3 separate regions of the Homo sapiens genome follow, and all the other regions are linked to region 3. The links are chromatin contacts, found by Hi-C or POLR2A ChIA-PET in ENCODE. All regions are on one chromosome and are shown on one strand. The core of a region is the stretch at or near the end of the contact, and the rest is flanking DNA. Distances in the headings are between cores, read along the strand shown. Region 1 holds the start of MCM7 (minichromosome maintenance complex component 7). Region 2 holds the start of AGFG2 (ArfGAP with FG repeats 2). Region 3 holds the start of STAG3L5P-PVRIG2P-PILRB (STAG3L5P-PVRIG2P-PILRB readthrough).

Region 1 (3,265 bases), core at 113-2,612, 230 kb after region 3:
GAAGGGAGAAACGTTTTCTGAAGTTGTGACCACCAAATAGAGGCCGCTGTGTCTGATGTGAATGAAATGACGGCCATGGTGATGCTGAGACACAGGCAGGGAGAAGAGAGGCGTTAAAAAAAGGGAGGTGGAGTGATCAGAACCCAGGAGACCTGAGCTCGGATCCCGATGCCTCTTACTAGTCACAACAGCAGTGCCTTTGGGAGATACATGACATATGCCTGGGCCCAGCTTCCCAATGTGGAAAGGGGGTTAATTACACTAACTACCCCGAGTTGCTGAGGATGGAGTCACGCAGGGAGCTGGGCCTGGTGTGTTGCTGGCGCCCATTGACTCTTTTTTTTTTTTTCCCCACCCCCACCTACCCCGAGAGGGAGTCTCGCTCTGTCTCCCAGGCTGGAGTGCGGTGTCCGGATCTCGGCTCACTGCAACCTCTGCCTCTTGGATTCAAGCGATTCTCAAGCCTCAGCTTCCCGAGTAGATGGGATTACAGGCGCCCGCCACCACGCCCAGCTATGTTTTTTTTTTTTTTGTATTTTTAGTAGAGGCGGAGTTTCACCATGTTGGCCAGGCTGATTTCGAACTCCTGACCTCAGGTGATCCGCCCGCCTCGGTCTCCCAAAGTGCTGGGATTACAGGCGTGAGCCACCGCGCCGGGCCTCACGTTAGCTTTATTTGGCGGAATGCACCCCCCAAGTGGAATCTACCAATGAACCAGTCCTGGGAGGGAGCTGGCGCCCACCCGGCCCGACGGGACCCCGCTCCTCACCCGCCTCCCGCCACTGGTTACCATGACAACCGGGGACTCGTCTCCTGGCAGTCCCGTCAGCTTCCGGTAGAAGAGCTCGGCCACATCCCGGCCGCCACTGTCCCCGCGGACTGGCGGGTGGAAGGACTCAGTGAAGGATCCTGCGACACAGGCTGGCCCTGGGCGCCCCTCCCGCCCGGCCCCTCCGCCCCTTCCCAGCCCCAAGGGTCTAGGATACAGTCTTTGTAGATGAGCGGGTCCCCCTTGGAGGACAGAATGAAGAATTGGGAAATCATGGCCGTTCTGGAGAGTAGACAAGAAGACGGCGAAAGTCGGGCCTGCCCCGCCCTGCGGCCCCGGAACAAAAGAACGCGTGTGCGCTGGCCCTTTAAGAGCGATTCTCCTCCGCCCGCGCCAGCTCGGACCGCGGGAAACCCGGCGCCTGCACTACCCCGCCCGGAGATTCCCTTCCGACGCCCGCACCGCCTCCCCGTCACTCATTCTAGGCCCGCACGGTGATTGGCTTGCGGCTAGCGGGAGGTGAAGAAGGCCGCCTTGTCCGATTGGCCCGCACGCAGTGGCGCCGGTCACGTGGGGGGCGACGTTTCGCGCCAATTTCGGTTGGCCGGCCACAGTCCACCGCGCGGAGATTCTCAGCTTCCCCAGGAGCAAGACCTCTGAGCCCGCCAAGCGCGGCCGCACGGCCCTCGGCAGCGATGGCACTGAAGGACTACGCGCTAGAGAAGGGTACGGGTCTACGAGCCCGGGAGGGCGTCCTGCGCGGGGAGCCTCCCGGGGAACACCTGTTGGTGTGAGCTGGGGTCTTGGGGGACCGGGGTCGGCGGGTTCTGGGGTGCGCGAGGCCAGAGGCAGGGTCGAGCTGCGGCCTGGCTAAGGCCCACGGGGCCTGGGAAGCGTGCGGGGGGCCATCGATGTTGAAGAAAAGCTAGTAATCCCACCTGGTAAAGGTGTTAGGGTCGTGGGGTTGGGGGCTTGGGGGCGCGCTAACCCGGCTGGGGGCTGCACAGGGAAAAGTCGCGCCCAGGACCTCAGGAGAGTCTTAAGGGCTCTGGGCTCCCGTGCCCGCTTTCCTTCGCGCTTTTGGGCATTCCCAGGTTCCCGCGCCCTCCCCAGGCGCGCGTAGGCCCCGGGGGCGGGCAGGCCGGGGCCGCTGCGCGCCGGGATTGGCCGTTTGAGGCCGCCCTCCGAGCGGAAGTGGAGCCGGGCGGAAGTGGCGCGAGGAGGCTGGAGGGAGTGTCGTGTAAACAGTGTCCTTCCGCGCGGCGGCCGCGGAGAGAGCTGCGGCCCGGGGGGGCGTGCCTGGGATCCGGAGCTTCGCTCGGGCCCGGGAAAGGCGGCAGTGGGCTGGGATCGCGGTGTCTCTGGGTGTGATGGCCAATGGCTGGACTGGCTCCCGCCCTGGGCGGAGGAATCCCGAGCTGTGAAGCGGCTGGAATCCGGGCCCATGTGCTTCTTTGTTTACTAAGAGCGGAAGCGATGGCGGGAGCGGGGGTGGGGTGCGGTGGCGGGGTGCGGTGGCGGAGGTCCCGGTGAAATCAGGGGCTAAGGGGACCCAAAGAAGGCGGGGGATCATAGGGGTGGAAAGAAAGCTGAGAACCTTGAGACCGGAGTGTGAGGGGCCAACGGGGAAGGGCGCTAGAATTTTAAACTAAAGTAGGGACCGGAATTCCCCTGGGGAGATGTTGGATGGCCCTGTGCACTGCCACGGGCTCTTTATTCTTCGCTGGTTAGAAACAGACTTGTGAAAAAGAGTTATGCCCACTTTGGGGAGACTTCGGTAGGTTTATTTAAATGCTCATATTATTAATTAGTTCATAGGTCGTGTTTTAAGCGAAAATGGGTATCTAAGATTTGTCTTAAAGTTTGTGTCTTACGGTTTTACATTTCATGTTACAGAAAAGGTTAAGAAGTTCTTACAAGAGTTCTACCAGGATGATGAACTCGGGAAGAAGCAGTTCAAGTATGGGAACCAGTTGGTAAGTCTAAGATTGGGTAAAGGGAATGGGGAGCGGGGTGCTTAAGGAGCCATAAGCAGCAGCTTGGCTTGTTTTATTAAAGACATAACAATTAGAGGGTTTGAGGGCTGAAAAGCGAGTATCGCTCTGTGTGGCGCTGCGTTCTCCCCTGTGGATGCCCAGAGCCTGTGCTGAGTTCTCAGTGATGCATTTTCACATATGAACACTGGTGAGCAAAGTGAATGTGGCTCTGAGGTGTTTCTGTCTCTTCCCCACTTGAGGTTCGGCTGGCTCATCGGGAACAGGTGGCTCTGTATGTGGACCTGGACGACGTAGCCGAGGATGACCCCGAGTTGGTGGACTCAATTTGTGAGAATGCCAGGCGCTACGCGAAGCTCTTTGCTGATGCCGTACAAGAGCTGCTGCCTCAGTACAAGGAGAGGGAAGTGAGTGGTTAGAGAACAATGGCAAACAAAGGGCGAGGCGTTTAAGCTTCTGTAGAGAGGCTGCTCAGATACTGATGTTTTCTGAGCAGGCAGAA
Region 2 (3,385 bases), core at 847-3,346, 200 kb before region 3:
TGAGGTTGATCAGAACCCAGAGAGAAGTTTAGCAAAGGAGGTTAAAACGAAGTAAATAATTCCAAACGGTATCTTGAGAAAACTAAATCCTCATTGCTGGTCTGCCATGATCATCACTAATATCAAACAACAAATGTTGGAAACCGCAATGCCCATATGGCACTGGATAAGTTACGAAACCTCTCTTTGCTTCTGTTCTCCCATCTGTCTTGCAAGAACAATAGTGCTCGCTCCCTGGCTCCTAAAGGTATCAAGACAGGGAAAGCTTTTTTTTTTTTTTTTTTTTTTGAGACAGTGTCTTGCTCTGTCGCCAGGCTGAAGTGCAGTGGCGCAATCTCAGCTCACTGCAACCTCCACCTCCCGGGTTCAAGTGATTCTCCTGCCTCAGCCTCCCAAGTAGCTGGGAGTACAGGTGCGCGCCACCACACCCAGGTAATTTTTGTATTTTTAGTAGAGATGGGGTTTCACCATGTTGGCCAGGATGGTCTCGATCTCTTGACCTCATGATCTGCCTGCCTCGGCCTCCCAAAGTGCTAGGATTACAGGCGTGAGCCACAGCGCCTGGCTGGAAAGCATTTTTTAAAAAACAAAACAAAAACAACAGTGTCTTAAAATAAGACTAAAAAATTGTCAAAATAAATCCCTTGACAAACTTATTAAAAAACAGAGATCCAGGCCTGATATCAGATGTTAATCATGCATCTAACCAAATAATATCTTAATTTGGGAGTAGGAGGAGTGCAGAGGGGAGTGGAGGGGGCTTTACTATATAACCAGAAATCTAGGCTAGAATTGTGGCTGTAAATTCACTCTGGCATGACCGAACAGTACCAATGCCAAGAGTAGCACTCAGATGATGCACCAAAGCCCCCCCAAAATCTAGAGTTTCCTGGATGCTACCACCAGGATCCAGTCATGGCAACAGGGATCTTAAAGGTGTAAATGATTAACCTTCAGGATGGCTCACCTAGACGTGCAAACGTTTGAAAAAGCTAAGCTCTCTACCAGGGTAACCCATTGGCTCTCATCTCTTAGATTTCGTAAGAGTTTTACCTTCTGGGTAACATTTCAAAGCCCTGCTAAGATTAGTATCTACACCTGAACTCTGGACCATGGCTCCCTTCCAGCCACTATCTCTAGGCTGTCAATCGGGGTTAATTCGCTTTTTTTTTTTTTTTTAATCCTGTACTCTAATCATAGGAATTTCAACCAAGTTTCAGCTGGCTTCTGCATCTCACACTCCAGCAGGGACACAAGCCCGAAGGAAGAAAGGTGCCCGTCCATCTCCAGGCCGGCTTTCCCCACCTTTTTCCTTTTTGCTTTCCACCTGCATGAAGTTCCCTCTAAAGGTGCATGTCATTTTCTGGCCCTTTAAGTCCCGACACCCCATCCCACTCCGAGTTCCCTTCCATCCTCCGCACTTTCTCCCTCCCCACTTGCAGTTTGCCTCGACCCCCTCGGGGAGTTTCTCGGTCCCTCTCCGGGCGTCTTTCTGCACCCGTACCCTTCTCTCCGCAGAGCGACTCCGGCCTTGCTTCCTCTCCCCTGCCCTTTCCCCTCCCCACCACACCGCTGCAGCAGACGACCCCGTCCCCACAGCCGGCGCGTTCCCTGACCTCCCCTCCGCCCCTCACCTCGGCCCCCTTCCCTCGCGCCCCGGAGCCCCGGCCTCCCCACCCCGCCCCCGGGTCCCCCCACGCCGACCTCGGCCACTCCCTCCCGGTCACTCACAGGAGGCCGGAGCAGGTGGTGCACACGAAGCTGCCCACGGTGATATCCACGTAGGTGACCCCGCGCTGGGCGCACTCGAAGCAGTGGCGGTTCCCGGCCTGGCTGCAGCCACCCAGCTCCCGCACCCGACGGCACCACACCTCCGAGGCCGCCTCCGCCTCCGCCTTGCCCCCGCTGACCCCGCCGCCCGGGCCCGGGCCCTTCTTCGCCGCCATCACCATCGCTGCCCACTCCCTCCCCGCTAGTCAGCAATCACCCCTTCAACCACTGCCGCCTTCCCGCCTCCTCAGCCGCCTCCGCACGCCCGGCTCCCCTGACAGAAGCTCGGGAGCGGGCGGCATCCGCAGGAGACTTCGCCGTCCACCACCCTCCTTGCCCGTCCTGCACACTGATTGGCTAGGTTTCTCCCACCTCCTTACTCCGATTGGCCCTCCCTGGGACGGCCTCCGGTTGCTGGAGCCGCCAATGCCCCGCCCCACCGCCTTCAGGCCTCAGGCCTCTCCTATTGGCCGGCAGAGACCCCAGCAGCGAGAACCGTGCGTGCCCTCTCCTTGTCCCCGCCCCCTCTCGCCGCTGCCTCCACCGTGGCCCGCCTCCTAGTTCCGATTGGTGAGTCCTCGGCACTCGGGCTCCGACGCTAATTTTGATTGGCTGGCGGGGCTGCAAAGTTAGCGCGCGAGACAGAGGAGGTGCCCCGCGCGTGCGTAGCTGTCGTCCTCCCGACTGATGACGTTAATTCCCGGCAAATTTCAAAGGCTTACTCTAGACTGTGTAGAGTGTCATGCAAAGCCGAAGAGAAGTGGCCATGTGAGGGGCTGAGCAGGAGGGGGAAAGAAGAGAGCGCTTAAGGGAGAGAGGGAGAGGGAGCAAGAGTGCTTTACTAGACCAGTGCTCTAATTCCTGAGCCACAGAGCGAAGGGAGTGCTTTATAAATGTCATTTCATTCGCTCCGCCTATCCCAGAGGTGGAATCCCCATTTTACACCCTTAGGTTCAACAACTTGCGGCAGATCACACGAGTGCGTGGCCCAGGATTCCACTCTGGGTCTTCCAACTTTAGAAACCCTGCCTTTAACCCTCCTAGTAGGTGGACTATTATTCGATTATTCATTTAACAAACACTGAGTGTCTGCTAGGTTTCAGGCACGTTCTAGACACTGGGAATAGAATACAGCAGCGAAGCAATCAAACAAAATATTCTTATAGAGCTTAGTTTCTAGTAGGGGGAAGCAAACAATACACAAATTAAAGAATCACCAGTTAGTAATAAATCCTACGCAGAGAATTAAAATCACATCTTGGAAAAGACTTTTTGGGTACTTTTTTAATTTTTTAATTTAATTTTAATTTTTTGAGATGGAGTCTCACTCTGTTGCCCAGACTGGAGTGCAGTGGCACGATGTCAGCTCACTGCAACCTCTGCCTCCTGGGTTTAAGCAATTCTCATGCCTCAGTCTCCTGAGTAGCTGGGATTACAGGCGGCCACCACCACCCCCAGATAATTTTTGTATTTTTATTATTATGATTATTATTATTTGAGATGGAGTCTCGCTCTGTCGCCCAGGCTGGAGTGCAGTGGCACGATCTCGGCTCACTGCAAGCTTCGCCTTCTGGGTTCACGCCATTCTCCTGCCTCAGCCTCCCGAGTAGCTGGG
Region 3 (3,223 bases), core at 92-2,591:
TATGGATAGATTTTTATTTTAATTAAAACATTTAAAAAATAGAGACAAGGCAGCTGGGCGTGGTGGCTCACGCCTGTAATCCCAGCAATTTGGGAGGCCGAGGCAGGCGAATCACGAGGTCAGGAGATCGAGACCATCCTGGCTAACACGGTGAAACCATGTCTCTACTAAAAATACAAAAAAAAGTTAGCCAGGCATGGTGGCGGGCGCCTGTAGTCCCATCTACTGGGGAGGCTGAGGCAGGAGAATGGCGTGAACCCGGGAGGTGGAGCTTGCAGTGAGCCGAGATCAGGCCACTGCATTCCAGCCTGGGCGACAGAGCAAGACTCCAACTCAAAAAAAAAAAAAAACATAGAGACAAGGGTCTTGCTATGTTGCTCAGGGTGGTCTCAAACTCTCCGGGCTCAAGCAATCCTCCCGCTTCGGTCTCCCAAAGCGCTGAGATTCCAGGCGTGAACCACCGCGCTCGACCAGGAAAGATATATATATATATAATATATATTTTATAATATATCATGTTATATATTACACATAATATACAATATGTATAATACGCATAATAAAGGTATATTTAACATATATAAAAATATATATATATATAATAATTTTTTTTTTGAGACGGAGTTTCACTCTTGCTGCCCAGGCTCGAGTGCAATGGCTCGATCTCAGCTCACTGCAAGCTCCGCCTCCAGGGTTCAAACCATTCTCCTGCCTCAGCCTCCCGAGTAGCTGGGATTACAGGCGCCCGACACATGCCCGGCTAATTTTTGCATTTTTAGTAGAGACGAGGTTTCACCATGTTGGCCAGACTGGTCTCGAACTCTTGATCTCAGGTGATCCGCCCGCCTCGGCCTCCCAAAGTGCCGGGATTACAGGCGTGAGCCACGGCGCCCGGCCTGAATAAATCTTTTAAAACATAAAAATCTGGGTGACCCCCTGGCCGGCCGGCACAGATGCCGGGGTGGGGCCGCGAATCGGTTGGGACGCACTCTATCCGGCCTAGGGGCACCTGGGCCAGCAACGGGCCGCCGCGCGTGCGCAGTGGGCGGGGGGGCCCCGCGCTCCTACCTGCAAGTGGCCAGTGCCGAGTGCTGGGCCGCCGCTCCTGCCGTGCATGTTGGGGAGCCAGTACATGCAGGTGGGCTCCACACGGAGAGGGGCGCCGACCCCGTGATAGGGCTTTACCTGGTACATCGGGGTGGCGCGTGCCAGACACCAACGGTCGGAAACCGCCAGACACCAACGCTCGGAATCCACGCCAGGCCACGACGGAGGGCGACTACCTCCCTTCTGACCCTGCTGCTGGCGTTCGGAAAAAACGCAGTCCGGTGTGCTCTGATTGGTCCAGGCTCTTTGACGTCACGGACTCGACCTTTGACAGAGCCACTAGGCGAAAAGGAGAGACGGGAAGTATTTTTTCCGCCCCGCCCGGAAAGGGTGGAGCACAACGTCGAAAGCAGCCGTTGGGAGCCCAGGAGGCGGGGCGCCTGTGGGAGCCGTGGAGGGAACTTTCCCAGTCCCCGAGGCGGATCCGGTGTTGCATCCTTGGAGCGAGCTGAGAGCTCGAGGTGAGCTGGGCTCGCGGTCGCCCCTCTCGCGCGCCCTCTTTAAGAACCACGGCGTCCAACCTCCCTGGAAATGGGGGGAACATGGCCGAGGCGCGTGGCGAGGCCGCCTCGTGGAGGCCCCGGAGCGGCATCCTCAGCGCCCCAGCGATCCGGTGCCCATTAGGTGCGCCTTGAAGCCGAGGCAAGCTCCTTCGGGGTGCTGGGCTGCGGGCAAAGAATTCGGCCCTGTGAAGAGTTGGGTTCGGCCTGTCTCAGGCCCTGCCCACATCCCATCACAGGGCCGTGGACTTGAAGCCGGAACGTGAAATCCCTATAGACTGAATGCATTTCCTTCCTACCTGTTCTCTCTCCCCTTTTATTTTTATTTTTATATTATTTTATTTTTAATTTTTACTTTATTTTTTTGTAGAGACGGGGATTTAGCTATGTTGCCCAAGCTGGTCTGGAACTCCGGAGCTCAAGCAGTCCGCCCGCCTTGGCCCCCCAAAGCGCTGGAATTACAGGCGTAATGCACTGTGCCTGGCCTTTAAAAAAAAATTGAGGTTATTTTGGGGACAGTAGAGCGTCCAGACACATCCTAATTTGCATAGCTGCGCAGTTTTAAAAAATGCAATGCATTTTTACCTGTTAGGGTATGTGATTTCTGGCTAGTAAGCTACACCGAATCTTGGCTAGCACAGTTGAATTCCATGTCAGATTTGTAAACGCAAATTTGCTCTCTGCATTTAAATATATTAGATATATTTAGGTAACTACATTTAAATGTATTGAGACATTTAAATAAATTTGCCGTCTGTATCTAAATATCTGAAGTGGACCAGGTGCGGTGGCTCACACCTATAATCCCATCACTTTGGGAGGCCAAGGCAAGTGGATCATGAGGTCAGGAGTTCACGACCAGCCTGGCCAACATGGTGAAATCCCATTTCTACTAAAAATACAAAAATTAGCTGGGCGTGGTGGCAGGCGCCTGTAATCCTAGCTACTTGGGAGGCTGAGGCAGGAGAATCGCTGGAACCCAGGAGACAGAGGTTGCAGTGAGCTGAGATTGCACCACTGCAGTCTAGCCTGGGTGACACAGCAAGACTCCATCTCAAAAAAAAAAAAGAAAAAAAATCAGAACTGGACCTGTAGCCTGTAGTGTGTTGCCAAATAAACTTATTTTTAGAGATACTTCTTTCCATTTTCTGTGAGGTCATCTGCAGTTTCACATGGTAGACAGACTTTGGTGAGATTCTTAGCAACATAGAATGAAGAGTAAAGAGGTTTGTTTATTTCACAAGGGTTTATTTAAGGCCTACAATGTGTTAAATGCTGTAGGAAATACCCACTGATTTCTCTTTTCATGGAGGTTTCCTGCCTTCTCTTAACGAGTGATCAATTAAACTGTTTACTGGAACTTGCTAAGTTAGTGAACACACGGGATACATTCTTTGGATGAGCAGACATTGGTTGGGCAGAGGAGCAAGAGGAGAGCAGTTTAGACAGAGACCTGCTTATACACTGTAGTGTTTAAAAGAGCTTGTGATGTTCAGGAAACAGTTGTTCACTGTGCTGCAATATAGGGGACGGCCAGTTGCGGTGGCTCACACCTGTAATCCTAGTGCTTTGGAAGGCCAAGGCGGGCAGATCACCTGAGGTCAGGAGTTAGAAAC

What was found. A loop is a pair of places that touch in the nucleus more often than their neighbours do. ChIA-PET counts read pairs that join two places held with the same protein, here RNA polymerase II (POLR2A). Pooled maps may share reads with other maps.
Region 1: a loop to region 3 is called in a pooled map, with 13 times the contacts of the local background. The contact joins the promoter of MCM7 here to the promoter of STAG3L5P-PVRIG2P-PILRB in region 3. A Hi-C loop is called at or near these places in 3 of 37 single-sample maps with no recorded cell type and 10 of 50 pooled maps. POLR2A ChIA-PET finds 5 or more read pairs at or near these places in 4 of 52 experiments (AG04449, OCI-LY7, WTC11 and 1 more).
Region 2: a loop to region 3 is called in a map with no recorded cell type, with 6 times the contacts of the local background. The contact joins the promoter of AGFG2 here to the promoter of STAG3L5P-PVRIG2P-PILRB in region 3. A Hi-C loop is called at or near these places in 1 of 37 single-sample maps with no recorded cell type and 5 of 50 pooled maps.

What each region holds. Positions count from the first base shown.
Region 1 is chr7:100,099,494-100,102,758 of GRCh38, reverse strand. It overlaps MCM7 (minichromosome maintenance complex component 7), which reads left to right and starts at 1,362. Exons shown (of 15, transcript NM_005916.5): 1 at 1,362-1,495; 2 at 2,666-2,745; 3 at 3,006-3,170. The coding sequence starts at 1,465. It overlaps AP4M1 (adaptor related protein complex 4 subunit mu 1), which reads right to left and starts at 1,116. Exons shown (of 15, transcript NM_004722.4): 1 at 987-1,116; 2 at 791-879; 3 at 1-84. The coding sequence starts at 1,044. RefSeq lists enhancers at 1,038-1,087, 1,110-1,662, 2,008-2,167 and a silencer at 1,798-1,897.
Region 2 is chr7:100,537,914-100,541,298 of GRCh38, reverse strand. AGFG2 (ArfGAP with FG repeats 2) reads right to left here and starts at 2,096. Exons shown (of 12, transcript NM_006076.5): 1 at 1,732-2,096. The coding sequence starts at 1,952. RefSeq lists silencers at 1,736-2,035, 2,086-2,365 and an enhancer at 2,245-2,746.
Region 3 is chr7:100,334,183-100,337,405 of GRCh38, reverse strand. It overlaps STAG3L5P-PVRIG2P-PILRB (STAG3L5P-PVRIG2P-PILRB readthrough), which reads right to left and starts at 1,341. Exons shown (of 17, transcript NR_036570.1): 1 at 1,069-1,341. It also overlaps the pseudogene PMS2P1 and the pseudogene STAG3L5P. RefSeq lists a silencer at 973-1,042 and enhancers at 1,533-1,672, 1,361-2,239.